2 separate regions of the Homo sapiens genome follow, and region 1 is linked to region 2. A link is a loop called in an ENCODE intact Hi-C map of the cell type or tissue named here. Cell type or tissue: MCF 10A. All regions are shown on one strand. Each heading gives the region's core, and the rest is flanking DNA. Links, peaks and the distances in the headings are about the cores only. Region 1 has its middle 750 kb from the start of HULC. Region 2 overlaps LOC100506207 (a long non-coding RNA gene).

Region 1 (16,519 bases), core at 5,223-10,222, 700 kb after region 2:
TTTAATGTTTTCCCACTGAATCTGGATATAACCTCAGACTCTTTCTTAACACCATGCTCCAGGCAGGTAGCACAAATCAGTTAGCCCAGGAATTCCAATCTATTTTGAGACAGAAAAGAATATCATCTCAGAGGCATATTCTTAAGCTGGCTGTAGCTGGTGGGTGAGGCGTGCCCTGTGGAAGCCTTTTTCAGCAGCAGGCCTTGGTGCCCTGGCACCTGCAGGCTTGTTAAGCAGCCGGGCCTGATATCTTCACCCATTACTCTGAGAAAGCACTTGAATGACAGGCACCGAGCCAGTGTTTACCCTGTGGGGCTCGTGACACACACAGTGTCTGTCAACACTTCCTATCACTCTCCTGCTTATGCAGACTTTTTTTTTTTTGCCTGATGTATTCATCACCAGACTGCAGACACCTAGTTAATCCATTTAGAACCTATCACCTCTGTTCATCGGCTCATAAACCTATTACATTGGAGGCGCAGTTCTGAGGGACACAGGTGCCAGACCAGTGCACAAAACCCAATTGAGTTATGTAGCAGGCAGTGAGGGGCCTCTAATCACCATGCTGACTGCATGGGGAATTGCCCGTGTTATGTGGTAGCAGCCACTTTATTAAATATCGATTTAAATCACGGCCTTTAATCAAATCGGATAGAAGACCTTTTTCACCTTCGCCCCTCTTCGGCTCCTCCTCGCCCTCCTCCTTTTCCAATCAGCCTGCCTGGTGACATCCGAGCTGAGGGATGAATAGTCAGCAAGGAGTTCACCAGCAAACCCTTTTCAACAGTAATGAGGCATTTGTGATAATCGAGTGATGAAATGTAAATGGGCAGTAATGAGCACAATTACATCCACTAGGGAACCATCAACGTGGCTTCTTTCCTCACAGATAGATAAGCTCTTTCCCTGTCATTGCCTACTGCTGACTTCACTGGGAGGCAGGGTGCCCAGCGAGCGCAGGGTGGGGGCGCGCCCTGGGATGGGTGGGGAGGCTGAGAACTGGCGGAGAGCAGGGCCGTGGCAGCGGGCGGGGCGGAGAGAACCCCCACCCGCACTACAAGGCCTTGAGCACCCGGGCCTTGCGGTTCCTCTGCCGGCTCCCATCCTTCTCCGCCTCTCCTCCTCCTTCCCTCCGAGGACGCTGGGGCTCCATTTGCCGCGCGGCTGGAAAGTCGCCTGCGTGCGCTAATGAGCTCAAGGTGAGCCGCGGCCTGTTGGTTACATTGAAAAACTGTGCGGAGTGACCGGGGCCGGCTGCGTGTGAGCAGAGACTGAAGCCAAGAAATGGGAGCCTTGCCAGGAAGCACGAGTGCCACCGCTGCTTGTGTCATCTTTGTAGTCAGGCGACCAACAGCGGAGAAAGACGCCGGCATTTCCAGGAAAGCGGGCAGCCCCGCGCATCTGCCACCGGCCTACCCAGACTCTGGCTTGGCCTGGCGCGATGTGTTGACAGGCCGGGGATGGTCTACCCACTGCAGACCAAATCTCAGAGGATGGGAAATGTTTTGTGGTTTTAAAAATTCTAAAATAACTTCGGAACAACATAGGGTGCCCTTGACATAAGAAATATGCTAAGAAGGTGTTTTACGAACGCAGTAAATGAATTACTGGTTCACCACTGTGATTTTATTGTGCATATATAGTCGTATTACAAATGATACATATATTCCTTATGAATAATTTTCTAAAGTGAATTGTGTTGATGTATAGATGTAACGGATCAGTTAGCAAAGTGAAAATTGATTTTAATAATTTTTCATCAATTAAAAGTCCACCATGATCATTTTGTATTCAAAAAAGTTAAAATTTTTAAAATATTTCTTTTGTGTGTGGTAGAAACTACCTATCTCTTTTATTTTGTTCTTTGAACTTTTCATCATTAAATGGAAAGCCAGAGTTGTCAAATTATAATAAAATATTAGGCCAAATTCTGTCCACAGAACAGTCTACAAAATTTACATGACTATTGGTCAATATGAGAAATGCATGTATGGTTTAATAATGTTTTTTGGCCCCAAGACAATTTGACATGTGGAGGCATTTTTTTTCCTTCAATTTCTCAAGTGTTTACTTTCAGCACTACTTTTTCTTGGAATATTCATTTCAAAGAGTACTGTGTTTATGGAACGCTCAGGTCCATGCGTGTTTTCTTCTTCATATCCTTGAACATATGTGGAAAGTTCAATAAAATGACTCACTCAGTAAACTGATGAATTGGCTGTTGGCGAACTGGTCATTTGGTTTATCACATATTCAGTAAATAGCCTTTTGGCAAGCCGACTTTTGTTCAACTGGCTTTCAAAACTTTGAATGCACTTAGAAAGCTATAGTGATTGTTAAAAAATGCCAATCCAACCAAATTAAAACAAAATCAATCTCATCTACTAATTTACTATAAAACGGTAATATCTCATCAAATCATGACCCTGGGCTACTGCAAGAACCTTACTCTTCTGACTAAGATGTATATCAGAAACTTACTGAGGCCGTAAATATGCAAGCAATGAAAATTTGAGAGTTTAGCATGGCATAAAACATCTTCTCCATGCCCGGCCTTGCCTGTTCCTGCAACCTTGCTTCTTTCAACTCTTCAACTTGTAGTCTGTCCTCTGGGTAACTGAAATGTAGTAGTTCCCTACAAACATTGTGCAATTTCACACCTCCATGCCTTTGTTTATGCCAGTCTTTCTATCCTGAGGACTCTACCCTTGCGTTCTTTTTTGCCTTCTTATTCTTCATCAATGGGCAACCTGCGCATCCCTTCCTCCTTGAGAAGCCTTGCCGAGTTCCCAAGACTACATTATTTTTTGTTTGTTTTTTCAGCATCAATTGCTTTATTTGTTTCTTAGTTCTGTATAGCATATTTTATTCATAGTAAAATCCTTGGGGTTAAACAGCCAAAGATCAATTTTTAGGTTTATATCTCTCCCATGTAGTTTATTGCCTCAAGCATAGTAGTTTCTCAGTAAATGTTTAGTAACTAGAAATGGAAAAGTTTTAATTCACCTCTCTGACTTAATAAGTTCTCAGAGTTGAACCTAATTGCATTTTAGCTTTGTCTTTTTATTTCTTACCTTTTATCTCTTACTCCTTAAAAAGCAGAGTCAGAAAATAACCATTAAATCAAACGTTCTATGAGGTTGTGTGTTCATGAAACCTTAAAAAAATTATCTCTTCCTTTCTGGTAGAATAAAACTCAATCTTCTCAGTATGATTGTTTTACTGAGAATCTGACAGGAACAAAGGTATAGATCTATCACTTAAAGAATGCTTTATTTGTGGTTGTTTTTTTCTTTCAAAAACAGTTTGCATGAAATGACAACATAAGAATAGCTGACCTAGTTAAGAGAACAAGCTGCTTAAACAATATGGAACCATGTATTTGAATTTAAAATTGCACAACAATAAATCCTTTTAGATATATTAATTGAAATAGATAACCCATTTAGAAAAAAAAGAAGATGACTACTTGGTAACAGATTTTTGTCTGGTTAAAAATCTCATAATAGATGTTTCTCTAATTCAGACTGCCTTTGCTTACAATTCATTATGATCCAGTGGGCTGGAAGGTACCAGTGTTAAGCTATTTCTTTTGTTCATTTTTTGGTGACTTTTCCTCCAAGCTAACTCTTTAGTATTATTTCACTAGTGCTTAGCAGCTCTTCCATAAGAAGAAATTGGAAATATAATCCAGTAAATTGCATTAATTTGGGGATGGGAGCAAGACACACATTTTAAGAAAAAGTTGGCAGAATGAGATGAAAATTTAAAAATTATAATTTTCAGTTAGTCACTCCTTTATTTTGAGCTTGCTGCATTATATGGAATTCTGAAATATGCCTAATTTTAAATGCACATATATCATTTTATCATTGTATTCATTTATTATTTTGTAAAAATCTGTTAACAGTAAGCCTAAAGGCCATACTTAAGCTACCATCCTAAAAAAAATATGAAGAAGCTCATTTGAGTCTTTTAGAAACAACATCAGTCTATTATATACAGCACATATCAACAATACATTTCACTTTCAAACTATCGCATAACCCATCCTGCAGTTATTCATGGATGCGTTTAGAGGAGGTTATTTTCCCCCTGACAAAAATGGGCCATTTTTCCCTGTTTAGCAAAATCTGGAACACAGATCATTATAGTGCTTTTGGCAGCTAATTTGAACATCAGTGACTCAACTTTGAGAAGAGCCTTTTTTCTGCCCTAAAGAATCTCTGAGTTTTCAGACTCCAGTAATTGAAAAATCCCCAAACACTCACTCACAGAGGAGATACACATTACTGCAGGAACAGTCTACAAATTGTAAAGTATTCAATTTACATCCCTAGCACCTCAGGGCAGTTCTGAAGAATTTATATCTTTGGGAACCTTTGAACTAACAAAAGATAACATTTCACAGTAAAGTCTACTTGCATAAAAGTTTTTAACTCCCTTCTTTCCTTTTGCAAAGAAACTACTTCTTTCACTTGCAATTCTAACTAGGAAAAGTTTATATTCACTAAGACGCAACCATAAAAAAGGTCGGACAGAAAATAAAAGAAAGAAAGAAAAAAACTCACAAGATGATGCCTGAATTTATGTTAATCACTCCCAAGCCCCCATGGCATGGTTATTACAACTCTTAGTTTTAAAATAACAAAGCACAAAATGATTTTATTTTTGTGATTGTACTTCAAATTTGAAGAAAAACATGATAAAGGGGTGGATTTTTATTGGATCCTTATTGCTTTTATTGGAACATTAAAATTTGGAGCATCCATGCAGGCAACCCCTTGTCAAAAGGTTCTGATTAACAAATAAAAATTCTTCTCCTTGTTAATTACCACATATACTTCCACAGCCAATGAACCTTAAATGATTCATTTAATTTAAAAAATATGGCTCTATAGTATTTGGTTTTCCTTATTTCCCAGCTTTTGTAAGTGAAGCAGTAAGAAATCTGCAACGGATTAAATTGGACCTATATTTTCTAGGTAGGGAATGGTTTTTCTCCGCCCCTCCCTCTGGCTTTTTTTTTTTCTTTCTTCCTTCCTTTTTTTTTTTTTTTTTTTTTGAGATAGAGTTTCGCTCTTGTTGCCCAGGCTGGAGTGCGATGGCACGATCTCGGCTCACTGCAACCTCCGCCCCCTGGGTTCAAGCGATTCTCCTGCCTCAGCCTACTGAGTAGCTGGGATTAGAGGCACGTGACACCACACCTGGCTAATTTTTGTATTTTTAGTAGAGATGGGGTTTCGCCATGTTGGTCAGGCTGGTCTCAAACTCCTGACCTCAGGTGATCTGCCCACCTCGGCCTCCCAAAGTGCTGGGATTACAGGCGTGAGCCACTGCGCCTGGCCTCCTCTGGCTTTTTGATCAGAGATGATTTCTGGCAGAGTAATTACTAATCTTCTGACATCTGTGGCTCAGCCCAGTTTTAGCATTTGGATTGAAAATACAAAAAGCAAAGGAAAAACCCTCTATGAGACGCTCTCTAAATTTTTTAATGAGCGTATTCATTATCAATACTATAAGTATTGTAAAAATAAGGAAATGTAACGATAAGGAAACAGTTTAAATGCAATAGTCTGATAAGCTTTTTTTTTTTTTTTTAGGTTAAAACTTGATCAATGTTTCTGTTAACTAATAATCTAGGAATCAACAATCTCATAAAACTGGTTTATTCAGCCCAGAAAATTAGGCAATCCATCATGACTGATTTGCTCACATTTCCGTCTGCAAATAAGTGAGATGGAAACTTTAAAACCAATAAGATAATGCACTTTACAAATTCAACTGAGAGAGATGGATAAACTAAGATGCCACTGGCATCAGTTACAAAAAAAAAAATCTGTCGTGTTTCCAATTATTTGAGCAGATTTTTGTATCCCAATTTGCTGCCAGCCTGGCTGCATCTAGCCCCCTCCTCCTGTTTTCTCAAACCAAATCATCAGGTCTTAAATCAGAACGAGCTCATCATATCATCCTATGAAAGGCCATCAGGGGATAAAGGACACCAGATGTTATATGAGTTTTCTTTTAGGCTTTCATTTCAGCCTTCCTGCATTCCCCATGCTGCTTTTTACTTGTCAGAAACTAAAATGTGCTTTGATAGATAACAACCCTATTTTCTTCACTGGCTGAGCTTAGAGAATACCATTAAGTATTGATATCTAGGGTGCTTAACTAGGGAATGCAATCACAGCAGTGCCAAAATTGGGGTTCTGTTGTATTATTGTACATGCCAAGATTTTTGAAAAACTCAAAATTAATTTTGTTTTCCCGAGGAAAAAAATACATAGTTTTAGTTGTGGGAGATGAAAGGAAGGGGAATCAAGGCGAGTCCTTATTAGTATCTCTGCTTCCTCCTGCAGATATTAGCACACATCCCGGAGTCCAAATAACCCTGCCAAGCCGAGCAGAGGTAGATTTTTGAAATGGAATGATGGCCCCAACTGCCAAAGCAAATTATTAAAATGCTCTATACTTTGAGAGCTTAGCATTTGCCTAACTTTGGGTTTGTTAACAAAGGACAAAAAAAAAAAAAAAAAAAAAGAGCTCTTCCATAATCTGTAGAGTCTCAGACATGCTGTCGTCCTGTTTACTGATGATAACAACTCGTTGACACATGGCAAACTACAGCATCTTGATTCACTTATGGGGCGGTTCAAGGTCAGCCACATACTAGTTACAAGAATATAGCCACATTATGTGATTTGATTCAAGAGACTAGCTCACTCTTCTCTGGTTTCCAATGAAATGATTTTTTAAAAGGACTTTCATAGCCATGGCAGTGTATGTGTTGTAAAGGGATTATGCACAAATCCTACTTGTGGCTAGCGTGTGCTCCTCCTGGGAGGTAGATAGATAAAAGTTACAATGAATGAGAATAGGTGTTTACCTACAATGACCTTAGGTCATGTAAGTGGAGGAAAACCTTGAATCGTGTTTTATAGGAAATATCACTGTCCTTAATCAGAGGTGGTTCCTTTCTCTCCTCCAGGGAACATTTGGCAATGTCTGGGATTGTTTTTGATTGCCGCGACTGGGGGACTGATGGGGAGGAGTGGATTCCTGGCATCTAATGAGTAGAAGCTAGGGATGCTGCCAAGCATCCTGCAACGCACAGAACAGCCCCAGCCCAACAATTATTCAGCCTCAAATGCTAGTAGTGGTTGAGAAACCTCGGCATAAAAGATGAAAACAGTAAAATGAGCACTAATGTCAAACGCTGGGAGAATAAGAGAGGGGAGGAGGTGCCAGAAGTGGTCAGCACTGTCCATTCAAAGAAAACTGGGGAGTGAGCGAATGCTAGAGTCCTTTCACGTGGTTCCTGGAGGTGCAACAGGATTCAACCTAAAGAAACTTCCAGGGCTGCCTACCCCACTTACAACCTTCTGCACGCAGTGGCCAGAAATTATTAAAAAGTATCCGGTAATATTAATCCGTATGATAAAAAGGTACCCTGCTGTTCAGATTAAACCTTGCAATGGTCCATGACCCAGAGACTACCAAAATGGTGCATCATGGCTACTAGGTAAATGTTCCTTTAATGAACAAAAGAATAATTGGATTTTAATTGAATGAATAAACAAATGAGCTATTTCTGGATGTCCGCACTTGGAGAGGTTTACTGACTCTTTCTTAGTCACTAAACCCAGCAGGAGTGGCTTAATGACTCATACCTTAGGGATTTTAAGGGAGGGATGCAGACCTCAGAGCTTCTGATATGCACGGAAGCATCCAGCTCACCTGTCTTCTCTTAACCCCATTAAATTAATTCTCCGCGTTGCAGCCGTATCGCTGCCTAAAAATATTCATCATAGCACCCATTCCTACAGGCTACAGTTTAATTATTTAGTATTGTGTTCAATACCATCCTTGATCCCAAATTAACCCCCTCTTCTTTCATGTTTTGCTACCTTCCATCACCTGTTTAATGCTCTGATCATTTCCTGCCCCCATGTGTTTCATCCTTCCATACCTTTCCTCCTATTGTTCTGTTGGCCTTCGATAAAAACCTCCATTTACGCTTCAGGTTAACTCCCACTCCCACTCCAATGAGATAATCATCTCCACTGGGCAGTGTCCATGGAAACCTTTGTTTAGACTAAATATCTTATTTTCCTGTTCTCTTTCAGCGTCTTTAAACGTCATCATGATAGCGTCATCATTAAGTTGATGGTATTACGGTGATTTTCAAACTGTGCTGAGTTGTTCATTTCGTTCAGGCTCCATAGCATGTGACAATGACAGAGAGAAGTAAATGGAATTCTGAGTCTGACCTCTCTTCAAATGTGGAAACTTTGCTTTCATCAGTTTTAGATAGGATTACCCATGTAAGACATGATTTAAAGAAAGTTATCTGCAGCAACATCAATGAAGAGTAACAAAACAACTGAAAATATTATAATATGATTTTTAAATTATCTGCCTGTGGTACTTTTATAAAGTCTGCAATGCCATGCACCAAACATAATGCTTAGAAATAAAACGTAGGTGTTGAACTGAATAGATTTTACCCACCAAAAGCACTGAATTAATGGTAGGTAATGATAATAATAATATTTTTTATTCTAAGTATTCAAAGTCAATGTTTTTATATGTAGCAAATGATCACTAAATAACATGTATATATGTGTGTGTGCATATGTGTGTAAATATAGAAAGTTATATATTGCATATTTAACTTTCTCTAAATGTAGATATAAATGTGTATATATGTACACATATACTGATATGTACACTTATCATCTCCCTACAAAAATACTTCTTTATTCGAAATTGTAAAATGATGCTGAATCTTCAAATCCTGCTCCCCATTTGCATTTCGTTAAGGAATTTCAGGATTTACTTACAAAACCACATTCTGAAAAGTGGTTTGTAAGTGTTGTTGCACGTGAGAATTCAACGTAATTATCTATTGTCATCAGAATAGACATGAAGGATTATGAGAAGTTCTTTTTGTCATGAAGCCCATGCTGATCCCATATCACATGGGGATCAATCTGCAAATCAGTCATCGACAGGGGAGATGAGATTTATTGATTGTACAACCTGAGCAGCTCTAAATATGCAAGTGTCACCATTGGAAATGAAGACAATGGCTTGAAGGCAACCTGGGACCATCATTCACACAATTTGAGTGGATTTTCATAAAGGGAATCTGAGACTGCGGCTGGTTAATACATGGCTAAGTAGGCTATGGCTCAAATTATGAAAAACTGACAAGCAATTTATAAGTTAAATCGTAAATATCCAAAGTCCAGGACCTTGTGTTTTAAGAAACAAAAATGTGTGACTGTCTAAGCAAGAGATACTGGACAAAAATTTCTATGATATCAGAACTCATCATCCTAAAATAGAATTCAGGGAAAAATTAAATGGATTTTTAAAAATCAGTTAACACAATGTATTACTTATTAAATTCTTTCATGGAGCAAATAGAAGACTAATTTCTCTGGAGCCATTCATGCCCCCAAAAGTTATAATTAAAGACACAAATTGAATGATTTTAATAATGATGAACGTTCACCTTTTTAGTGCTTAGGTATGGTAATATGATAGTCACAGAAGGACTCCATCTTCCATTTTCATTTAACTTTCTCTCCTGGGATTTATAAGGGCACTTTTTCTCATTTATTTATTTATGGACATTAAAATATCAGGAGCTGAGTGGCTGCTTTTTAAAGATTGAATTAGTCTCAACTACTCAAAAAAGCATAGCAGGGTTTTGAGACCACGGAAGGCTTTCTGAATTTCCCAGTGTGCACATCTAGGAATATTTACCTCTTCATATCTTTCCAGTTATACAGGGTCCTGCCAAGAACAAGGATTTGCACGTATATTGGCGCACTGCCTCTGTTGTTTTCCTTTTCGCAGAATACAATTAGTGATCAGTGATGCCTTTATAGAAAGCACTCATAACAGAAAAGTGAAATCAAAAATGTTCTTGAAAGATGGAGGCAAAAAAAATGCAGTATTAAAACTTGCTGGAGAATAAGCAACCTCTGCAAGCTGGTTGGTCAGAATATTTGTATTTTCGTATCATTTAGGAAAATCCTATTATGGCTTTAGCTACAGAAACATCCCTGGTGTGCAAGATAGAGGCAGTTCATAAAACACGCAGCATTTTCAGCCGGAAAATAGGGCAACCTATTGCTTTCTGTAGATGGCTGTTACACCCCAGTTCCCATCAATAGAACATAATCTCATTGCAGCAGGCAATACTTGATATCAACGAAACACCAGTTTTCTAGGTACATGCGACTATTCTTACCTAAAAGACAAAAAGATTCTATTTCTGCAATGACCAGTATCTTCAGAACATAGTTAATAAAACAAGGTAGTCAAACAAAGAGGTACAGTAGTTAAACACAGGTACGCAGAGAATTCTACCACCCTTCCACCCTTTTTCTTTGCTCTTCAATCTCTCTCTGTCTCTTTCCTGCATAAACTGTCAATTCTCCAAATGCTACTACAAAATGATTTCAGTCAGTGTCAGTGTCAGCTGACTCAATAATTGATAGCCCGATCATTAGATGCTAAATCAGATGACTGTTTCCAAAATGCCTTCTCACTACTAGAGTAGGGGGAAATCTATGTGCATTTGCCTCTTGATCAGGATAATTTCCCCAAAGAATGGGCTAGATGCCAAGTTGCAAAGGCCTGTTTGCATCTAGGACTGGGTAGGCCACACACCCAATTTAGCCAATCTTTAGCCATGCAAAATAAAATAAGTTTTGCTGTGCTGATGTCACAATGATTAAAATATAATAAGCTAATGAGATTACAATAGCTGATTGTGAACAAGACCAATTGTGTTAATTGGAAGCTCCTGAATGGCAATTTTAGCTGCTGCTGAGTTTTGAAATATAATCAGTTTTACTAATTTTATCTGATTTCTTAATGAAGCTTGCCCTGAGCAATTGTTCTATGTGTTCTTTAGCAAACAGTGTGTGTCATAACTGCTGACATTCATCTTGATTACTTTAGTTAAAATAAATAGTTATACTTGGGCGGCTTTCAGAGAATACATCATAGTAGATGTAATGCTGGAAAGCAATGGGCTCTTGGTTTTTTTCTTTGTTTGGCTACATTTTATTTGCTTCATTCCAACCATGAAGATTTTCTTTGGTGTTACCAGATCTTTCCCAGAGTCTTGGTGTATGAATCAAGCAGAGATACTATTTGTTGTTTTGTAATATTCCTCCATCAATAAGTGGAGTAAATTCCTTCATCAATTTACAGGAATAAAGATAAGATTGGCACTGAGGAGAAGGTAACAGACTTTTGTGTTGGCAACACACAGATTATACCATCAAAACCATCCACCAACATTAATGGCTGAGGCTGCAAGAGAGCGAGCACTCAAGTTATTTGTTTTCACAGAGGATTAATATACATTGGATGGCTCCTCCAAGCTTTTTGAGTGTATTGGAAGACTGCCACGCCATACAGCCAGTTATAAAAGACTGAGAATGCTAAGAGAAAATAAAGTTTGGGGAAACCAAAAATGCCATTTGAGTAAGTTAAAAAAAAACATCTTTCATGGTGTTGATTTTTTTACTCACAATCTTTCAACATCTGCAATTAGGATTGTATATTTAGATTATTTAGTGCTTGTGAGCAAAGATTAAATGGATTTTTACAGGAATAAGCTAGGGGATAGGATAAAAGCTTTTGGAATCCTATGGAACATCTAAAACAAGATAATACATATTAAAACATCATGAAAGAGTTTTTTTTAATTAAGTGATTGCACAAGCAAGGGTATTATACCATTCCCCCCAGCCACATGAACAGTTAAAAACATTTTTATTGAGTTGCAACATTGCTTACAGGTAGGCATGTAAATTGCACACATCTTGTGTACTGCTCAATTCATTTTTATGTACGCATATATCCATGAACCACCGAGACTGAGATCAAGAGCTAGAACATTTCTCATACTCCAGATTCACTTGATAATTATTTTATCTTTGTTGGTGTTTCTTTTACCTACGGTTATACAATAAATTAATAAATGTCTCCATTTCTTATGTGGTCCTTGGCTCAGTTTAATATTGAGGCTATTCTAGGCTTGTACCTTAGGGGTTTCTAAGCTCTTCTTTTTCTGCCCTCTGGAACAGTGTGCATAAGTTATGGATTATCTATTTCTTGAAATTCTGATACATACAAAGAGTATTTAAAAACCCACCTGGGCCCATCTATTTTGTTGCTCTGCATTTCCATGATCATTTATATTTATTTACCTATCTTCCTAGAAAATTCTCTGTTGTATCTAACTTTCAAATTACAAGTATGTATTTATTATTCAAAGAATTCTCATACCTATTTCCTTTTTTATAAAGCTTTCTGTTTTGATATAATTTCAAACTTGCAGAAAACTTGCAAGAATAAGAAAAGGAACTCTCATGTACTCTTCACCATTCACTATTACCATTCACGATTTATTTACACTTTGCCTTACCACTTGCTTTACTGTTCTCTCTCATACTGTCTCCCTGGATAAAAACATAGATAGGTAGATAGATAGATAAAACATATTTCTCAACTATTTGAAAGCAAGTTAAAGATATCATGTCCCTTTACCCCTAAATACTTCAGTCTGCATATGCTAAGAACAAAGAATATTTTCTCACATAACCACAGTACAGTTATCATTATCAGGAAATTTAACAATAATAAAATACCATTATCTAATGTACCATTCATATTTAGGTTTTATCAATCATCTCAATAATGTCCTTTATAGCTACATTTTTTTTACTAGTTCAAGATCAAGGCCACGATTATGCATTTAGTTTAGCAATATCTCTTTAATCAACTTTAATCTGAAATACTTCCTCTGTCTTTGTTTTTTTTATTTTGTAGAATGCTACTCAGATTAGGTTTGTCTGATGTTTTGTCATAATTGAATTCAGATTATGCATTTTTAGTAGAAATACATCAAACATGTTTTCTTTTTATCTCATTTTATTAGAAAGTGCATGCTGTCAGTTAATCCAAATATTAGTGATGTAATATTTGGAGACTGAATTAATGTGGGATCAACTTAGGTCTTTATATTGTAAAGTTAATATTCCCTGTTATTAATAAGTAAGTTACTGAGAGATACTGTGAGCCTATGTAAACATCTTGTTCCTTAACAAATTTGCACCATGAGTTTTACTTTTTATTGATGATTTTCTAACCTCATGTTTGCATATTTATGTCAGTGTTCTACTTGAGGAAAGAGATGTTCTCCTTTTCTCTATTGATGTATTTATTGATTTATATTCATATAAATTCTTATATAATGAGTTATAATCCGCTTCTCTGATAATTATTTTGATGTTCAAATTATCTCAGATTTGACTGGGACAGCTGAGGCTTGCCATCCTCTGAATGTGTCCCCCAAAATTCATGTGTTGAAACTTAACCCCTGATGCAACAATGTTGAAAGGTGGGGCCTTTGGGGAAATGTTTAGGCCAGTGGTCCCAAAACTTTTTGGCACCAGGGACCAGTCTGACTGGTTTTGTGGAAGACAATTTTTCCACAGATGGCCAAGAAGAGAGGGGGGAGGGGAGAGGGGGGATTGTTTCTAGATGAAAGTATCCCACCTCAGATCATCATGCCTTAGATTCTCATAAGGAGCACATAGAGTTCATGCTCCTATGAGAATCTAATGCTGCCCCAATCTTACAGGAGGCAGAGCTCAGGCAGTAATGCTCACTTGCTCACCACTCACCTCCTGCTGTGTGGCCCGGTTCCTAACAAGCCACACACTGGTACTAGTTTGCACTCCATGGGTTAGGGACCCCTGGTTTAGGCCAGAAGGGCCCCACCCTTATGAATTGATTAACACTATTGTAAAACGGCTTGATGAGGACGTTTGGTCCCTTTTACCTTTCCAGCCCTTCTGCCACGTGAGAACACAGCTTTCCTCTTCTCTGGAGGATGCCATCTTGGAAACAGACCAACTGGTCTCATCACACAAGGAAACCTGCTGGTGTCTGGACCTTGGACTTCTCAGTTCCAGAACTATGAGAAATCAATTTCTTTATAAATGACCCAGGCTGTGGTGTTATGTTATAGTGACACAATGGACTAAGACAGGGCTCTTTCAAGTTGGCAACACTGTCCTTTTAATATGCTCATTAACATGATTTTTTAGCATTTCCTTACTTTCTGGAGAAACAATAAGTTACCACTTTCTCTTACATTCATTCTTCCTAACACCTCCTCTTTTTTTAAAAAAAATAGAAACGTTTGAAGCATTCATGTACAGTTGTTACCAATGAGGAGAGGAATGATTATGTACTGTGATTTTTGTAATAGGAAAGGTGTTAATCTCTAAATTATATCTCCTCTCATGAATGAAAATTTTAGCCTCAGAAACTATAATTTCTAAATGACCACAATCCCCAAAATCACAGGAACCATGTCTGTTATATTTATCCACACATACCTCTGACTAGCACAACAAAGAAATATGTATTGAATGAATGAATGGGAAGCAATAGAAGAAGAAAAAGTGAGAAACAGCTGACCCGATTATTGCCCCTAATTGTTCCTCTATTATTAGTAAAGGCCTTGTGACTCAATGTTAGAAACGTGTTCCTTTACTTCAGCGATCCTATTTATTAATATATTTTCTTTCTTGGATCCTGTGTTTTGAAAGGTTTGTCCAGCAAAGTAACTGCATTGTGCAATGATCTTAAGACGTTTATCACAAGTCTATGACTACAAACGGATTTCCTTACAATGTCAATCATCCAAATGTCAGTACCACTGCGTACTGAAAGAATTAAGAATCTGCCAGAATTTCCTTTTAAAATAATATTAGAAAGAGACAACAAGAGAGTAATTGGCACCCATGGATGTTGCATGTGAAGTAACTTGTAAATGCATGTAGTTTTTCTCCTTTAATTTAGGGATTTATAAAGATAATTTGAAGTGTGAAATGGTAGAGGTAAGTTTGTCGTTCTTAAACTGTATTATCTCACTTGACACTTGATCAATGTACACTTTTGCCTTGCTTGCAATTGATCTTTCCTCAGCTTGTGTTGCTAAAATTTCCTCTGCTGGAATTCATGGTTCATGGTGGCCCTCAGAATTTACGAGGGAGTTTTTAAAAAATCGAGGAGTATAGAAAAATAATTCTGCATTCTTTCTGAAATACTCCATTTTTTCTTTCTACACCTCCTCCCACCCATAGGTATACATTGAGTACACCATGCACTCCTCACCAGCCCACTCCGCTGCCCCCTAGTGTTCTTTGGGCAGAATGTGAATGGGTTAAGAGCAACCAGCCAGTCGTTTCCCTCTTTACTTATTTGCATGTTTTAAGATCATTGACTCTATATTTCAGTCGTTCCAAAAGTATAGCTACACAGTGAAATGATCTGAATTATGTTCTCCTCTAAAGCATATATCAAATTACAAAATATAATATTGAAGCTGAAGTTATTTTCCTTCCCATAGAATAAGAGAATGAGTTTAATGGGAATTCACAAATTTCCTTAGCATTTCTCAAGTACAAATGACACAGAATTGTAGCTGTGATTTCAGATGGTGGGAGAAGAGTGTTAGTAGCTCCTTACAATTGGAGAGTGTCATGTTTCATATGCCAATATGCATTTTAAAATTGAACTATCTATTTAGAAGTTGTTACAATTATGGAACAGGTAGTTTTTCTGTTCTTCACCAGAAAAATACAATTAAAAACTACTGAAGCCATGACTGATTATTAATTTAAGTAAAATTATGACCCAGGGATGATGCATTGTTCAGCTGCATTTTAGGAAATCTCTTCACATATTTTGATAATGATACCTGAGTATGAACCATCTTATTTATACTGCAAAGTGTTTCTAATTTGAGAACTACAATAAAATAATATAAAGTGTTTTTTCTGCATTTAGATATAAAGTTTGTATTACTCATTGATTGCAATAAGGAGGTTGCTGAATCTACCTGTTGATGTTCTTCATATTGAAAGTAATTCATTTATGAGTTTAATCTCCTGAGATATGCTGTATTTGTGTTTGTGCATATACAAACATTCATAACATGTGGAGAATATATATGAACTTATTTGTATTTATATATAAATGCATATGTACAGAAATCAAAATTTTTTTCAATGAGGGTAGTAAGGTACTGTCAATTGGATATTAACAACATATTTAGAAAAAAAGTCTAAATATGGCTCAAGGATGAGTTAAGTTGGTATGCTAGAGCAAGCTAAGAAAAAAAAAAAACGCAGCTCACTGCTACATTATTGCTATAGTCAGTGTCAGCCATGGAGATAGAGATAAAGAAAATGCTCTAAAAGAGAACGCCTCACACCGTGCACCTTGATTTCTCTCTTGTATGGAAGAGAAGCTAACCTCTTGTAAATTTATATATGGACTCGTTAGACATTGCAAATGATTTGACTGATTGGTCAGGAACCTGGAAGTATCAATATTGGACAATTTAGGATAAGGAGGTCTGGGCTAGAGGGATGTGGATAAACCTACAGGTATAGGTACAGGTGAA
Region 2 (16,519 bases), core at 6,802-11,801:
AAGTCCAATTTCATTCTTTTGCATATTGATATCCAGTTTTCCCAACACCCTTTTTTAAAGAGATTTTCCCCATTTTATATTCTCAGCACCCTTTTAGAAGACCAGTTGTCCATATATTCGTGATTTTCTTTCTGGATATTCTGTTTTGTTCTGTTGGTCTACAAGTCTGTCATTATGCCAGTACTATATCATTTTCATTAATGATATAGGTTTGTAATGAATTTTAACATCAGGAATTGTGATGCTTCCAGAATACATAAAATAGCCAATAGGTATATAAAAATTCTTAATGTCACTAATAATTAGGGAAATGTAAATCAAAACCACAATGAGTTATCTACTCACACCTCTTAGGATAACTAGAATCAAAAGTAAAACCAAAAAACAAGTGTTGGCAAGGATGTGGAGAAATTGAAACACTTGCACACTGTTGATAGGAATGAATAGTATGGCGGTTTATCAGAAAATAAAAAATAGAACTACCATATGATCCAGAAATTCCACTTCTGGGTATTTATCCAAAATAATTGAAGTCAGAATGTCAAAGAGATATAAGCACTCGTATGTTCATTGCAGCATTATTCACAATAACCAAGATGTGGAAACAATCTAAATGTCTGTTGACAAATGGATGGGTAAAGAAAATGTGGTATACACATGCAATTGAATACATTGAACCTTAAAAAGGGAAGGAAATCCTGCAAAATGTGACAACTTGGATGAACCTTGAGGACATTATGCTAAGTGAAATAAGTCAGTCACAGGAAGACAAATACTGCATGATGCCGTTTAGATGAGGTGTTTAAAATAGTCAAATTTATAGAATCAAAGAGTAGCAAGGTGATTGTTGTGGGGAACAGAAAATGGAAAATTATGAATCAATCGGTATTAGTTTCAGTCAAGCAAGATGAATAATCTCTCTAGAGATCCACTGTACAACATTGTAACTACAGTAAAAAATAATGTATTATACACTTAAAAATTTAAGATGGTAGATCTCATGTCAAATGTTATTTACAATAATAATAATAGTAATAATAATAAATGAGAATAATGGCATGTTTGTACATTAATCAGAATGATTCAGTGGAGAGGAAAAACCCGATGATGCAGGGAAGAGAGAGGCTTGGATACTTGGACCAGTGACCTTAGGTGAGCCTGAGGGGTGGGTCTGTAGCATACAAATGAAAAGGTTGGCTCTAGATAGGCACGATGATCATTTGCCTATGGTAGCAGGAGGAAAAGCAAGGATACTGTGCTCTGACTGCTTCAGTGTCTCAGTAAAATCTCAAGCAAGCTCATCAGCAGAGAGTGGGATGGAAGAAGTTGTATTAGTGTGTTGAAAGTCAAAGACATTTCTCTATTAAGGGTTTAATTGATTTTTGTTGTCATTGATTACTGCAAGGGTTGGCAACTTTTTCTGGAAAGAATCACATATTTTAGGCTTTGTGGTCCCTGTAGTCTTTATTATAACTACATGATGTTACCATTGTAGTAGAAATCTTCTACGGACAATATGTAAACTGGAGCTGCCATAGACTATACATAAACTGACAGTTTTCCTCCTCCCTTCTTAAAGACCGTGTTCAAATGCCATTGCCTCATTGAAGTGTTGCATGATTTTCTTGGGCATAATCAGTCAGGATTCTTTCTGGGGTCCTAGATCCTCTGTTGAACACCTTTCTTCCACATTCTTCACACTGTACTGTAAGTACTGGAGCTAGTTTGCCTTGGTTCAAGAGAACCGAATATTAAATTTTCTGGAATTCTTTGAGTCAGTTAAGGTACCATCAGCAGCTTGAAATCACACAAATTGGCAAACTCTACAAATAAAGGGTTCCCTCACTCCCAAGTGCCAGTTATTAAACATTTATTTGCCGGGTCACTCACCATAATAAATTTGTTTGCATTACCATCCCTTTCGCTAGTACCAACTTCTTAAGAATATTGACCATGTTCAATTAATGTTTCTGTCTTCTCCACCTACAGAACTATGGGGATTTTGTCAATGCTGAAAACTGTTAAAGATAATTTTGAATGTTTTACTTTTTTACCTAACTAAATAATTCAAATCCAGAAAATTTCTTCCAGTTTAATAATCTGTCCAAAAGTCAATAAAGTGTACCAACCCATGCATAAGAGGAATAAAGAAGACATTAGGTGTTTGTGAGATGAACCTCATATTGGATTGGACCTCAGCCTATCACAGTTTTCCCTGAATTGACTTTGGTTTCAATCTCTAGTCACTCAACCCACTCTATCACCTTCGGCCTGGACAAGCACTGTGCCTCATATCTGATGGTAAGATTCATAGTTTGTAAGAGCACAGGGTTGGAGCCAGGCTACCTCCTGACAGTGGGCAAGTTATGAAACATGTATGTTCTCATCTGTAGAAGGGAGTAAAAATAATATATACCTTGTAGAGTTGCTGTGTGGATTAAATAAATTAACCCTTGCAGTGCACTTAGAGCAGTGTCTTAGCGATGTTAGAGCTAGTTCTCATTATTAATCAATCTCCCAGGTGTCTCCTCTTGCCTGTCTAAAAATCCATTCTCCCCAAAACATCCAGAGTGACCTTTAAGAAACAGAAATCTAATTGCATTATCTCCCTGCTTGAAAACCACCAATGATTTTTTTAATGCTAGAAATAAAAATCCAGTCTCCTTTTCCTGGTCTCTAGTCCTGTCATGATCTGCCCCTGTGGTTCCTTCTTGCTCTCACCTCATGCCAGGCTCACCTGGTTTCACTAAACTTCACCCATATGGTCTCCTTCTGCTCCTTGGGTGTGCCAGCTTTCATCCTACCCTTGGCCCCCACTCTTCCCTCTGCCTGGAATAGTTTTCTCCTAGTTATTCCTGTGATTCCTTTGTGTTACTCCGACCTTGGTTCAGATATCGCCTCTTCATGAGGTCTCTCCTGAACACTCATTCCAAAGGAGCTCAACCCACTCTCATTACACTTTATCTCATCCTCCTCTTTTATGATCTTTATATCACTTGTCCATATCTGAAATTGTTGTATTTATTTATCTTTTTATTTGCTTGCTTTGTTTTTATTCCAAATGGATATAAACTCTGGAGAGTATGGATATTGTCTATATTTTTCACTGCTGAATCTCTAGTTCCTAGATCAGCAGGTCCTCAAAACATTATCGTTGAATCACTAAATGACATGAAGAATGGATGTATCTTCTTGTTGCTGTACTTTGGAAACCCAGTTGATCCCTTGTCCTATTTCTGAATGGAATCACTGTCCTCCATTGTAGAAGTCAGAAAGCTCAGGGTCATCCTTAACTTGTCCTTATCCATCATCCCCGTAATGTACTTCTTACCTTCAGTCCATTCTGCTTCCAAAATCGCACATGAATCCCTCTACTTCTTCCTGTCTAGAATCATTTTTATGTATTTGTTTTTCCAACTGGTCATTGTTTCTTTTTTTTCTTTTCTTTTTTTTTTTTTTTTTTGTTTTTTTGAGATGGAGTCTTGCTCTATTGCCCAGGCTGGAGTGCAATGGCGCAATCTCGGCTCTCTGCAACCTCCACTTCTTGGGTTGAAGCGATTCTCCTGCCTCAGCATCCTGAGTAGCTGGGATTACAGGTACCCGCCACCATGCCCAGCTAATTTTTTTGCATTTTACTAGAGACAGGGTTTCACCATGTTGACCAGGCTGGCCTTGAACTCCTGACCTCAGATGATCCTCCCACCTCGGCCTCCCAAAGTGCTGGGATTACAGGTGTGAGCCACCGTGCCCGGCCTGGTCATTGTTTCTTATGCTCAGCTTCAATCTCTTTGCTTCACTACAGTTAGATTAAACTTGCCAAATCGCAATCTGATTGTGTCCCTTCATTGCTTAAAACCAGTAACATGTAAACAGTCACATGAGGTGGGAGACATTATGAATGCACAATCTAGCCCCGTATAATTTGTGTCCATCAGCATGTCTGAGGTTAGGGGCAGTTTCTCAGAAGCCACTGGCTTCCTATGTGAGTTAAATGATTTTTCTTTGTCTCTACATCAGGGCTTTCTCTACATCGTGGAGCTGCTCATCGCTCAATGTGGCTCCCCTGGGGCAACTCTCATACAATGGAGGATGGCATCAATGGATAGATGTTTCAGTCTCTCCCACCACCCCAGCCTCCCAGCCTTCACTGGGATTCTTCTTAGACCCTTGAGGCCACTGGAGGCCATGACTACACTTGGTACCTCAGAGGGATGCCATGTAGGCATGTAGGGTTGAGACCCATTGCCAATAATCATGACCAGCTCAATAACACACTGTTTTTTGTTTTGTTTTGTTTTATCTTCTTTCCTTATCTCTCTTTTACCTCTTCCTTGCTTGTGCATTCTGAAATTAACTCTTAAATAAATGACCTGTATCCAAGGCCTGTCTTGTATTTCACTCTTGGGAAAACACAAGCTAGGATACATGACTTATAACATGCCTTGTGATCTGGTCTTTACTTCCCTCTCCAGGTTATTTTCCTCAGTCAACAACCACTTCCTACCCACATCAACCTTGTTTTGAGGCCATACTAATTTCTTGAGTACATCATGCTCTTTCTTACTTTCTATGTATTTGTGTACTTTTGGCTGCAACCTAAATGCTACCGCAATCACCCAGTGGATAACCACGTGCCATGTTCCAACAGGTGTTCGATGATTGCTCCTTCAAGTAATTGGAGTCTGAAATTTATTCCTGTTCATGTAATTCCACAGAGAAGTCTTAAAATATTTTAATTTATTTTTATACAGTGGGTTATGGGAATATCGCTAAAATTCTGAGAAGATATAAAAGCAGAAATACATATAGTTATTTTAAAATTCCAAATTTATATTTTTCTTATTTTTAATGGCCTTTAAGTTAACCAGGTGCAAACAATCTACTATTTTCATTTGGAAACAATGGAACATCCAGCTGTCCAGAGAATAAATTTGTGTGAATTGCATGATTTAAAAAATGTAAGCCAATGTTAGCTTAAAATTTTCTTTTTACAATAAGTGAAGTTCTTTTTATGGAGGACTGTCACGTGATTACTTTTATTATATCTTTTTTTTTCTGAAAAATGTTCCCTGGAAGTAGCATTTTCTCAGTTCTAAATAAACTTTTAAGTTATACCCAGCAAGAGCCAAAGTGATGATAGAATTAAACTCATTATGCTTTTATTTTACTCTGATACTCTTAACAAGAGATATAGCTCATTCTGAACATATAATTAGGGCAATTGAGGTAATCCATGCTTTAATAATATTTGAGATGATAAATGCCAGTTACAACAAACATGTTACTACTCTTTTCACTGTTGTTCCTTTTCTCTTTATAGTCACTCACTAAAAACTTGGATTTCTTCTATGTTTTAATTTTTATAAAACCAACAAAAATCCAGAGTTCTTATAGACCACTGATATTTGTTGGCCTGAAAACATTTGAAAGAACAGGCGGTCTTCTTGCTGCAGGGTCCAAATGCACTATCAACGTGATTTATATGATATATTCAAATATTTCATGTAAAAGTGAATTTTCATTTTCATATTCACATCTTTACAATTTAAATCTGGATAATTCTCACTTACTGTTCAGAGCTCAAAGAAATTTTCCACAGTTGCCCATACCACTGCAGCATGCCTGAGTTTCCATGCACCGTGTGCTCCTCCGTCACAATCTATTTTAGACATTGGTAATTATGTCTTTAATGTACAATTGTGCACTACATGACAATGTTTTAGTCAATGATGGACTGCAGGTATGACAGTGGTTGCATAACATTATAATGAAGTTGAAAAATTCCTATTGCCTAGTGACATCTTTTTTTTTTTTTTTTTTTTTTACTTTAAGTTCCTGGATACATGAAAATTTCCTACTGCCTAGTGGCATCTTTTTGTTTTTTCTTTTTTCTTTTACTTTAAGTTCTGGGATACATGTGCAACATGTAGGCTTGTTGCATAGGTATACGTGTGTCATGGTGGTTTGCTGCGCCTATCAACCCGTCATCTAGGTTTTAGGCCCCGCATGCATTAGGTATTTGTCCTAATGCTCTCCCTCCTCTTGGCTCCCACCCCCTAACAGGCCTCGGGGTGTGATGTTCCCCTCCCTGTGTCCGTGTGTTTTCACTGTTTAACTCCCACTTATGAGTGAGAGCATGCGGTGACTGAGATCTTGATGATCCTGACCCTGTGTAGGCCTAGGCTGATGTGTGTATTTGTCTTCATTTTTAACTAACAAAAATATTTAAGAAGTAAAAAGAAAAATTTAATTAAAATTAGAAAAAAGTTTATGGAATAAAGATATAAAGAGAAAATATTTTTTTGTAAAGCTATACAATGCATTTGTGTGGGAAGCTAAGTATTATTACAAAGGAGTCTAAAAGTTTAAAAAATTAAAAAGTGCACAAAAAGGCTACAGTAAGCTAAGGTTAATTTATTATTGAGGAAATAAAAATATTTAAAAATAAACTTAGTGTAGCCTAAATGTACAGTGTTTATAAAGTCTACAGTAGCGTGCAGTAAGGTCCTAGACCTTCACGTTCACTCACCACTCACACACTGACTTACCAGAGCCATTTCCCGTCCTGTAAGCTCCATTCATGGGAAGTGTTCTATACAGATGTACCATATAAAAATCTTTTATAAGTACGAAAGGTATAGATTTTCACTACACCTTTTCTATGTTTAAATACACAAATTCTTACCCTTGTGTTACAATTGTCTACAGTATTCAGCACAGTAACACGCTGTTCAGATTCGTAACTCAAGAGCAACCGACTCTATCACATAGCCTAGGTATGTAGTAGGCTATACCGTCTGGGCTTGTGTAAATATACTCTATGATGCTCCCACAATGACAGAATTCCCTAAGGACACATTTTTCAGAACATACCCCTGTTGCTAAGTGATGCATAGCTGTATATCTTCTCCACTTGACTACAAACTAAATGATGATCCAAATGGAATCTATTTTTTTTTTTTTTTACTGTCATATAACTAGCTCTTTAGCACAGCACCTGACACATAGTAGGTACTCAAAAGATGTTTGGAACTTCCTCCAGTATACATCTATATTTATTTTTCCAGCATACATAGAACTTTAGTTGATTACATCATTCATTTATATTTTTATGCATTTAAATTTACTTAAACATTCATTTATTCTACAAACTTTTATTGAGCTCCTAGTATGTGCCAGTGAACATTAGGCCATGTAGTGGTGCCTTAGAAATAAAAGACAGATTCCCTTTTCTTTAAAAAAGAAGACAGAGAAATATAAGAAAATCAGCCTGGGAAAAAACCACCTGGGAAGCTGCTTGAAATACAAATACTAGGCCCCTCCCCAGGCCTACTGGGCAGAGACTCCAGCAACCTATGTTTTAACAAGCCTCCCTGGGAGTCCAAGGCCCACACTGTAATGTGAGAGACGCCTGGTACAGACACTGCTCTACCCTCTTCCCCAAGGCAGATTTCCTCCATCTGAAAGTACTACCAAGTCCAGAGTAAAAACTAACCCAGTTGTAGTTCTGAGGTGCAGGATTCAGTCTCGCATCTGCAAAGCTCAGAGTGGTGCCTTCTTAGATCACTAGCTGACCCCTTTAGGGAAAGCCTGTGCCAGAATAATCCTCTAAGCATTGTTCTGACCTCCTGCTGGCTTCCTGTGGTTTTCCTCTATTTTGTGTCTCCAAAGTCTCATAGATGAACTTACTTAAATTATATGGTATATAGACTTAATTAATGGTAAGGAAAGTAGAATTCACTAGTTTAAAGGGAAAGCAATAGGAATGAATTTAGTACATATTTTCAGCAAGAAGCATGGTGGTGTTAAGTCAGAGACATCAGTTTGAACATATTAAAGGCCATTCTTTTGCTCTGTCAATCTCATGGCTGTTGACTCTAACTTTAATGCATAGTATCTTGAAAATATGTGACTATAATCAAAATGGAAAGAAATGAATCTACATACATCAACATAGATCCTTATTTCCTGAAATATTCGGAACCTACATATACTTACACACACACACACACACACACACACACACCCCGCACCCAAGCACACAATTATTTTTGTTTGTTAGTATGTGGTGTTCTTTTACAAATATATTAATGAGCTATTTTTAAGGTTTTAAAAATGGTTTGCTTTGTAATGGGTGGCCTAAAAGTCTTAGTTTTACTTCTCTGGAAATTCTGACTTTTCCCTTATTGCTCAGTTGTGGTTTTTCAGCGAGGAAAGTTTTGCTATTTTCCAACTTAAAGCAAATAAATTTATCTTATAGTTTGTTCTATTTTGTATACCTTCTCAAAAACACATTTGATAGCAGTGCAAATGCTTTTTGAAAATTAAAATAGTAAAAGTACCACAAGGACTTCAATTAAAAACATCTCGCTTTGCCCTGTGTGAGCTCTTTTCTATTTATCAGGATGTTATTTAAAGTTGGACAATTAATGTAAATGCTCTCTGGAGAACTTAAGTGCTTCCGTGTAGATAGGTGGAATTTCCTAGGAAATTCCAGAGACTATCAATCTATCAGTCTGTCATTCAACAAATGTTTCAGCTGCATGAAAGATACAGCTTTAGATTCTAGGTGCAACTGGAAGTGACACTTAAATTAAATGGAAAAATATGCATGCAGAGTTAAGTTACAGTGTTAATATTAATGATCATTCACTTCTGTGTAGCTTTTTTGGTAAGTTTTTAAATTTTATTGACTTATTTGACAACTAAAAACTAAATATTTGAGGTGTGCAATTTCATGATTTGATGGATATATGTATAATCACCACAATAAAGCTCATAATATATCCATTACCTCAGATAGTTTTCTTTCTTTCTTCCTTTTTCTTTTTTCGATGAGGAGGTGGTGAGAATACTTAAGATATATCCTCTTAGCAAATTTCAAGTTGTATAGCTTACTTAAATTATTTTCTTTCAACCTATAAGGCAGGAAGGGAAATAATTATTATCCCCATTTTCAAATAGAGAAACAGAGGCTGAGGTTTGCAGACATCAAGTGCCTTATCCAAGGTCATGCATCCTTATGCTAAGTGCCAAAGTCATGATGAAGACTAGCTCTTTGGAGTTCTAATACAAGACTTGTTTATGACTTCCCATTGCCCCTTTAAAAAACAAAACAACAACTAATTGATGGTGCATGATAAATGATAAATACAGTTATATCAGAAAAATGCTTATTTTTTGTGGCAGTGATGACTGGGAATTCCCTCCCTCTATGAAGGAGAGAGTGAAGCACTGGGTTTTGGGCCAATTTATCTAAAAGTGAAAGAGCCTGGTCTTGGGGAAATGATCAGTGGTGGAAGGAGGAAATGCACATGCAAGGCCCGCAGTGGATCAGTGTTCTGCGATGATTGAAGGCGCCCTTGGACTTGGATGGGCATCCTGACATTGTCTAGTCCTGACTGTTCATTTCTCAAGATTCTTGTTAGCTGCCAAGGTCTAGTAGGATGAGACCACATTAATGTCAATGAAGTCCAGTCAGTTCGAGACAGCTTTGTTTTTCTACAATTAAAACAATGAGGCAATGACTCTCAATCATGATCTCTTGGGTCTATTTCCCCTGGATACTAACTAATGGTGGTTCCAATTCTTTTAAAACAGACTATATTTTTTTTTTCTCACATGAGTTCACACACACAAATGCATGTGGTTTTGGTCCACATGCATTTCATATGACTCTGAAGTATAGCGTTATTGGTGAACATAAAAGCAATCAGACTTGATTACCGTTCAAGAGGGACTCTGAAAAGAGCATCCACGAATAATGCCCTGGACTCCTGGAAAGCTTGGTGTATCATTCCTTCTTCTTTTTTTTAAGAGCACTGGACCTTAGACAGTAGATGGCAGTGTGAGATGGGAAATTTAAGTCTTGGCAGCGATATGCTTGAAACCAGCCCAGTAAAAATGGCTTTTTGACTTGGAAGCATTTATGAAATGAACTTTCAGTCGGAGTTTTGTCTGACAGCCAGGATTCCACCCTGCGAGGTGTTGGCAACCCACAGGTGAGGCTGTGTAAGTGCTTTGTTTGAACCGAGGCTGTTGCACTGCTCGGAAGCAAGGTGGGGAGCATTTGAGCAAAATCATTGTCACAGAGCCAAGCAAACTGCCACTCAGGTCTCTTGGCACTCCTGTTCCCCCTGGCATAGTTAGAGCCACTCCTCTTTGCCTTTCTGGGAAATTCATTGTGTTTAAATCTAATAAGTAGAAGCTTTGATATATCCAAAATGTTGTTGCTGCTTCAGGTATTTACTTAATCTTTCCTTTCCTTTCTATCCTAAACCCCTTAAAAGTCTGAAGCAGTGAGTGAGGGAGTTTCCAAACTGAAAAGCAAATTAGATTATTCATGGGAGAATTGCTCAATCTGAAAGTACACTATTCCCCATGGCTTATCAAATGATGGATTCTATTTAGAATCTTTAAGAAATCATGGAAAATAGGGCAGTGTTGAAGCAGGTTTGGGTGTCTCTTCTATTAAAGACTCTTGACAGTGGCAGGATTTGGTATCTACAGTTACCTGGTAAACCTGGATCCCTCTAGAACACCTTATAACACGCAGGTGTATTTTAAGCACAGAAGAAGTAGCATAAAACATTTGTTTTACACAATATTCTATTTCATAGAGAAGAGGTTAGAGGATCCTTGCTGCGCATGCAGTCACTGAAGAATCAGAATAGGGTCCATAATGAGTGTATCCTAAAGTTAGTAATTATTCTGCTTCTTGAACCTATCTGAAAACTACATTCCCTTAATTTAGGTATAATTTCTAGACTAGCTAAATCTCAGCTTTTATGTGATATAATATACATTACTTAACCCTCCATAAGATCTTGTTTTCCCAACTGTAGAATGAGGATAATAAAAGTACTTGCTTCATAGAGCCTGTTATACCATAAATATTGCCATTATAATACAGTTTGCTATACAACAAATATTAGCCATTATTATTACATATATGTTGATGAGTGCAGGCATATTTTCAAACAAAATTACTTTCTCTCCACTTCCCGAAATAATTCAAGAGGATAGTGAACACTAGTAATACTCTAAGTCAAACAAAATTAAGTAGATAAGTCTGCTCAAAATATACTGTGTACACAATTAAGTGCAGGAAAATTTAAGACTACCTGTAAAAACACTCATTTTCATCAATATGCTTCAGAGGAGAAGAATAGAATGTTACACAAGCCTCCACACACATACTGTGTATGCGCATTCACATGCCCATATATTTTCATTCATTACTTAAAACAGTGCTTTGGTTAACCAGGTGTGGAGACACATTTTCAGGACAAGAGAAATAGAAGCATGAGAATAAAGTATTGCCAGAAGTCACATTCACCTCTTCTTTTTAACAGGCAGAATTTCTGTTTATCAAGTGAGATTGGGGTCAAAGCTTGAAGGGGTAGAGTGGGCATAAAAATGGTCATGGGCCAGGCGTGGTGGCTCACGTTTGTAATCCCAGCACTTTGGGAGGCTGAGGTGGGTGGATCACTTGAGGTCAGGAGTTCAAGACCAGCCTGGCCAACATGGTGAAACCCCATCTCTACTAAAAATACAAAAATAAGCCTGGCATGGTGGCAGGTACCTGTAATCCCAGCTACTCAGGAGGCTGAGGCAGGAGAATGGCTTGAAACCGGGAGGCGGAGGTTGCAATGAGCTGAGATCGCGCCATTGCACTCCAGCCTGGGTGACAGAAAACGACAACAGCAACAAAACGGTCATAACCATCCTAAAACTGGAACCTTCTTTTGAGAGAGAAGTACCTAAGTTAATCTGGAGGAAAAGTAAGTTGAGAGTGATTGACCTAGTGAATTATGGTTAAGTATCAAGAAGTTACTTCCCAACTCCACTACTTTTCACTTTCTTATATTTTCCTCAAGTTGTTTTTTCATTTCATTTTTTGTTTGTTTGTTTGTTTAATTAACTTTACTAAGGCGATAAGTCTGCGTTCTTTCCCAGGCTCTTCCAGGTTTTGAGATCTTGGGAAATTTACTGAATGTCTCTGTGTCCTCACCTATAATAATAAGAAATAATAACACCCCAGCTTGTTGTGAGATGAGATAAGCAGATACATGTAACACCCACCAGTCCAGTGTGGGGCATAAGGTAAGCTCTCATCCCATAAAAGCCAGAGATAAAAAGGATCATTTGACTTGGCATTTACAGAATTAGAAAACTACATGATGTTTGAAAGAAGCTCAGAGTTAAGCAACGCCTCTTATTTTACAGATGAGGAAACGAATGGCTAGAAAGGTTAAGTAAAGATTGGTAACACTGCTTGCATTAGTCAGGATTCTCCAGATAAACAGAACCAATAGTATTTATTTATTTATTTGTTTATTTAATCATTCATTTATTCATTACAAGGAATTGGCTCATATGATTGTGGAGGCTCAGACATCCCAAAATCTGCAGCCAGCAAGCAGGAGACCCAGGAGAGCGAATGTTGTAGCTCCAGTCTGAAGATCGTCCAGCCTGAGACCCAGGAGGAGCCAATGTTTCAGTTTGAATCTGAAGGCAGGAAAAGACTGATGTACCAGCTCATGGCAGTCAGGCAGGAGCAGTTCCTCTTACTAGCAGGAAAGTTGGCCTTTTTGTTTTATTCTGGCCTTCAACTGATTGGTTCAGGCCCACCCACATTAAGGAGGGCAACAATCTGGTTTACTTGGTCTCCTGATTAAAACATTAATCTCATCCAAAAATGCTTTCACAGACACACTTAGAGTAATGTTCAACCAAATATCTTGGCACCCTTGGTCCAGTCAAGTTTACAATATTAACTGTCACACTGTTATAAGTCTAGTCTATGCCTAATTTTAAGCTTCTAAAACAATCAACTCAAAGGAAATTTAACTGAGCTCTAGTGGTCCCGTTTGCTAAAGTATAACATTAGTGTTTTATTCTAAACAAGTTTAGGCTTTTCTCTTTGCTAAGATAAATTCACATTTTTAAGCTTTGAAAATGCCATATATATTATTTATTTATTTATTTATTTATTTATTTATTTTTGAGGCAGGGTCTCACTGTCTGGCTCAGGTTGGAGTACAGTGGTGTGACCATGGTTCACTGCAGCTTTGACCTCTCAGGCTCAAGCTGTTCTCCTGCCGCAGCCTCCTGAGTAGCTGGGACTACAGGCTCATGCCACCACACACTGCTAATTTTTGTATTTTTGGTAGAGACGGGATTTCCCTATGTTGCCCAGGGTGGTCTTGAACTCCTAGGCTCAAGTGATCCACCCACCTCAGTCTCCCCAAGTGCTGGGATTACAGGCGTGAACCACTGTGCCCAGCCAAAAATGCTATTCTGTTAATAGCTTCTTAGAGTTTTTGTTTTTTGTTATGTGGCCTTAAAGCAGAGCAGATCCATGTGTATAGGGACCAGTCACAAATACATTATAGAGGTTGCCCTCAAACTTCATTTGTACCTTTCTGGCATTAGCTTTCTCTTTCAAATGATATAAGGAGGCAGCAGCATGATGTCTTTGTTCCCTGACAGAGGGAAATCTAGGAATCGGTTATCTGCCTTCAGAGAAGTCTGGAATGAGAGTACAAGGAAACTATGAATCTCACCACTTTGAGAGCCCATTTACCAGGAGGAAATGAATGAGAAAGAGTATGAGTTCAGATCAGCTTGGGAACTAAAGCCATGGCCATGCCTGGGAGAAAGGAACTTAAGGTGAAGACAAAAATCAGTGGGGAAGTATACACTCTATTATCAACAAAAATCAGATGATCAATTTGTATTTATTACAGGACCAGAGTGTACAGAACTGAGTGGCCTTCAAGGCAGCTCAGGGCATTGAACTCTGCCCTTGATTCTTTTGGGTGAAGACATTCAGTGCCACACTACCAGTATGTAATGTTTGCACCTGGCAAAAGTGGTGGTCAAGATCTACCCTGAATTTACTGAAAAATGTCTCCTCTTTTCTTTCTCAACTACTGTGGTTATTAGGCTATATTCTTTCAGTACCTTCACACTTTAAGAATTGTTAATTATTCTTGTTTTTTCTGTTATCATTTATACTGATAAAATGAATTATAAGCCTAAAATAATACATTTCTTGGCATTTTTGGGGTTTGATCATGTTTTTTGCTTAGTTTGAAGAGTTATTGCTATAAAGAATATCATCAATGAAAATATATCTAACATATTTAAATGCTTTTATCTGAAGGGTGATATTTATTTTAATATATTGAAGGTATTTGAGTGTCATTTGGTATTTATTTCTTATCATTGTTAATTTGAATGATACTTATTATTTTGGGGGACCTCATAAGCAATACGCAATTAATACTTGAATTTATTTTAAAAATTAACGAGTATATCCTTAGGTTGGATTGCCAATGCACTTTAGAGTAAATCTTTGAAATGTATGAAGTACTTTTTAATTGGAATTATTTAAACTGAGGTAATGATAAGGGTAATACTATTGTTAATGATCCTTATAAAATTCATTTTTATTTTGTTTACCAATTCCATTTTGGTTCTTAAATTAATGCTCTCAATTGCATACATGCACATAAAATCAGTTAGTTGGACGTCTATAATCAAATGGTAGACTCAATAAATTATATAAACATTTATTAAAATAATCTTATATTTATATTATCATTTTATAATTTTCAAAATGGTTTCATTAATTATCTTTTCATGAATATTATTGTGTACTTACAACAAGAGGCCTCATGTTTTTCGAACTCTATATGTACAACACTGATTACGACATTACTTCTGCCTTTAAAAAACTTATATTACACTACTGTAGACAGATAAGTAAAGAATTATTGATCTGGGAAGACCAGTATTATAAGAGAGGCATAAATAAAATATTTTAGAATCAGAGGATGAAGCTATGAACTGTTTTGGGGGAAATAGGGATGGATCAAGGAAGATTGTGAAGACAATTTAGGATTTTGAGCCAAATTAGAAAAGATGAGGTGTTGCCTAGGAGGAGAAACTGGGTAAGGGAATTCTAGGGAGATGGACCAGCGAGGATGTAGTGTCTGCTTGCACACAGGGTGTTGGAAAAAAAATAGGTAACAATTTGGAAACAAAAGGAGAAGGTCAAGATTTAAATCTAGAAAAAAAGAAAAAAGATCAGAGCTAGATGGTGGAGGGCCTTACAAATTATTCTAGCTATGTCTACCTTTTCCTAGGTAATGGAAAGCCAGTGGAGGTTTAACCCTCACTTATCATCCAGCTACTTTAAGATGCAGGAAATGTAAATGATCTCAAGTTTATGAGATGTCATCCGCTAAAAAATATTAACCAAGTGCTAGCCTTCTAATTTCCAACCCTGTGCAGTTCAATACCTTTCAAATAATTCTGGGTCTACTTCAACCAATGTTCTAGTGAGTCAAGTAACAAATGAAACATAAGTGGCAAGGAGTCAGATTTTTGTCTATTGTGTTTACTGCTGTATCCCCAATACCTAAAACAGCACCTAGTGCCAAATTAGTAGAACCAATAAATAGAAAATATGTATTGAGTGATTATGAAGTATCAGTTACTCTTTTAAATACCATTACTTGGATTAAAGGATTAAAACCGCTATTAGAGAATTGTGTTCCACTTTTGGTACATTATTTTACAAATCATTGCTGGACAAGCAAATAATAATATGATATTGAAGGTTCTGGAGAATATCACCAAATGTGGCCTAAAATGACACATCATGTTGAGGAGATTTAGTTAGAGGAGACTTATCTTCAAATATTTGAAAATCTATCATGTAAAAGAAGTAGATCTATTTTGAAGAATCATCTCTGGAGAGTTTACTTAGGGTCGATGCGTGGGTGCTGTAAGAGTTATATTTTGTTTTAATATGTGAAATAATTGTTTGACAATTTGATTTAACTAATAATAGAAAAAATTAATTTGGGATAAAATAAGCTTCAGTTTACTCATGATATTCAAACAAGAGCTGCAGGGCCATGGGTTCTATAGAACAGAATACAGAGCTATAGGATATACAAGGTTCTGTGAGTCTAGAAGAAGTTGGTAGACCAGACCAGTTGGATTATTTTGATTCAAGTGAGGAGTGTACTGGTCTGTTAACATGTATGTTTGAAAGTAGTTGGCCTGTTTCAAATCAGCTTTGAACATCAATTAAATGGGGAAAAAAGGCTCTTTGGCTTTTTGTCAATGTCCTTTCCAAACCAAAGCAGATTATTCATAGTTTCCTTTAATGTCTTCTCTTCTGTTTATGAGGAATGACTCAAGGGAGGTTTTTCTTTAATTCAAAACAAACAGAGTGTTTACATGATGAATGGATGGCCAATACTTCTATGTTTCCTGAGAATGTTTACTGCCCATCAGGTGTTGTTTTACCTGAACTTCTGGTGACTCAAGAGATGGGACAGACTCAGACCATGGACTCCAACTACTGACTTGCTGCTTGCTCGGTTGCTGATTATGAATTTGCTGAAAAAAATTCTTTATAACGCCTTACAAGAAACTGATAGTTTAGCAAACTGTTAAATTGCAGATGGACTGTAATGGCTTGGGATACTGGTAATGG

Evidence for each region. A loop is a pair of places that touch in the nucleus more often than their neighbours do. Peaks named below come from ENCODE experiments on the same cell type or tissue, not always from the same donor. Only the 100,000 strongest peaks of a DNase experiment are listed, where the experiment ranks them.
Region 1: it touches region 2 in a loop (8-fold over the local background); 4 of 110 quality-filtered maps call a loop at or near these places.

Annotation. Positions count from the first base shown.
Region 1 is chr6:9,397,907-9,414,425 of GRCh38, forward strand. No RefSeq gene overlaps it. Among named protein-coding and RNA genes, the nearest start is that of HULC, 750 kb to the left of the region's middle. RefSeq lists an enhancer at 6,912-8,111. In MCF 10A, for the core only: no CTCF peak of the experiment used is centred there; a DNase peak (open chromatin) is centred at 7,665.
Region 2 is chr6:8,698,243-8,714,761 of GRCh38, forward strand. All of the region lies in intron 3 of LOC100506207 (a long non-coding RNA gene), which reads left to right. Among named protein-coding and RNA genes, the nearest start is that of HULC, 54 kb to the left of the region's middle. In MCF 10A, for the core only: a CTCF peak has its summit at 9,829 (motif pointing right); a DNase peak (open chromatin) is centred at 9,959.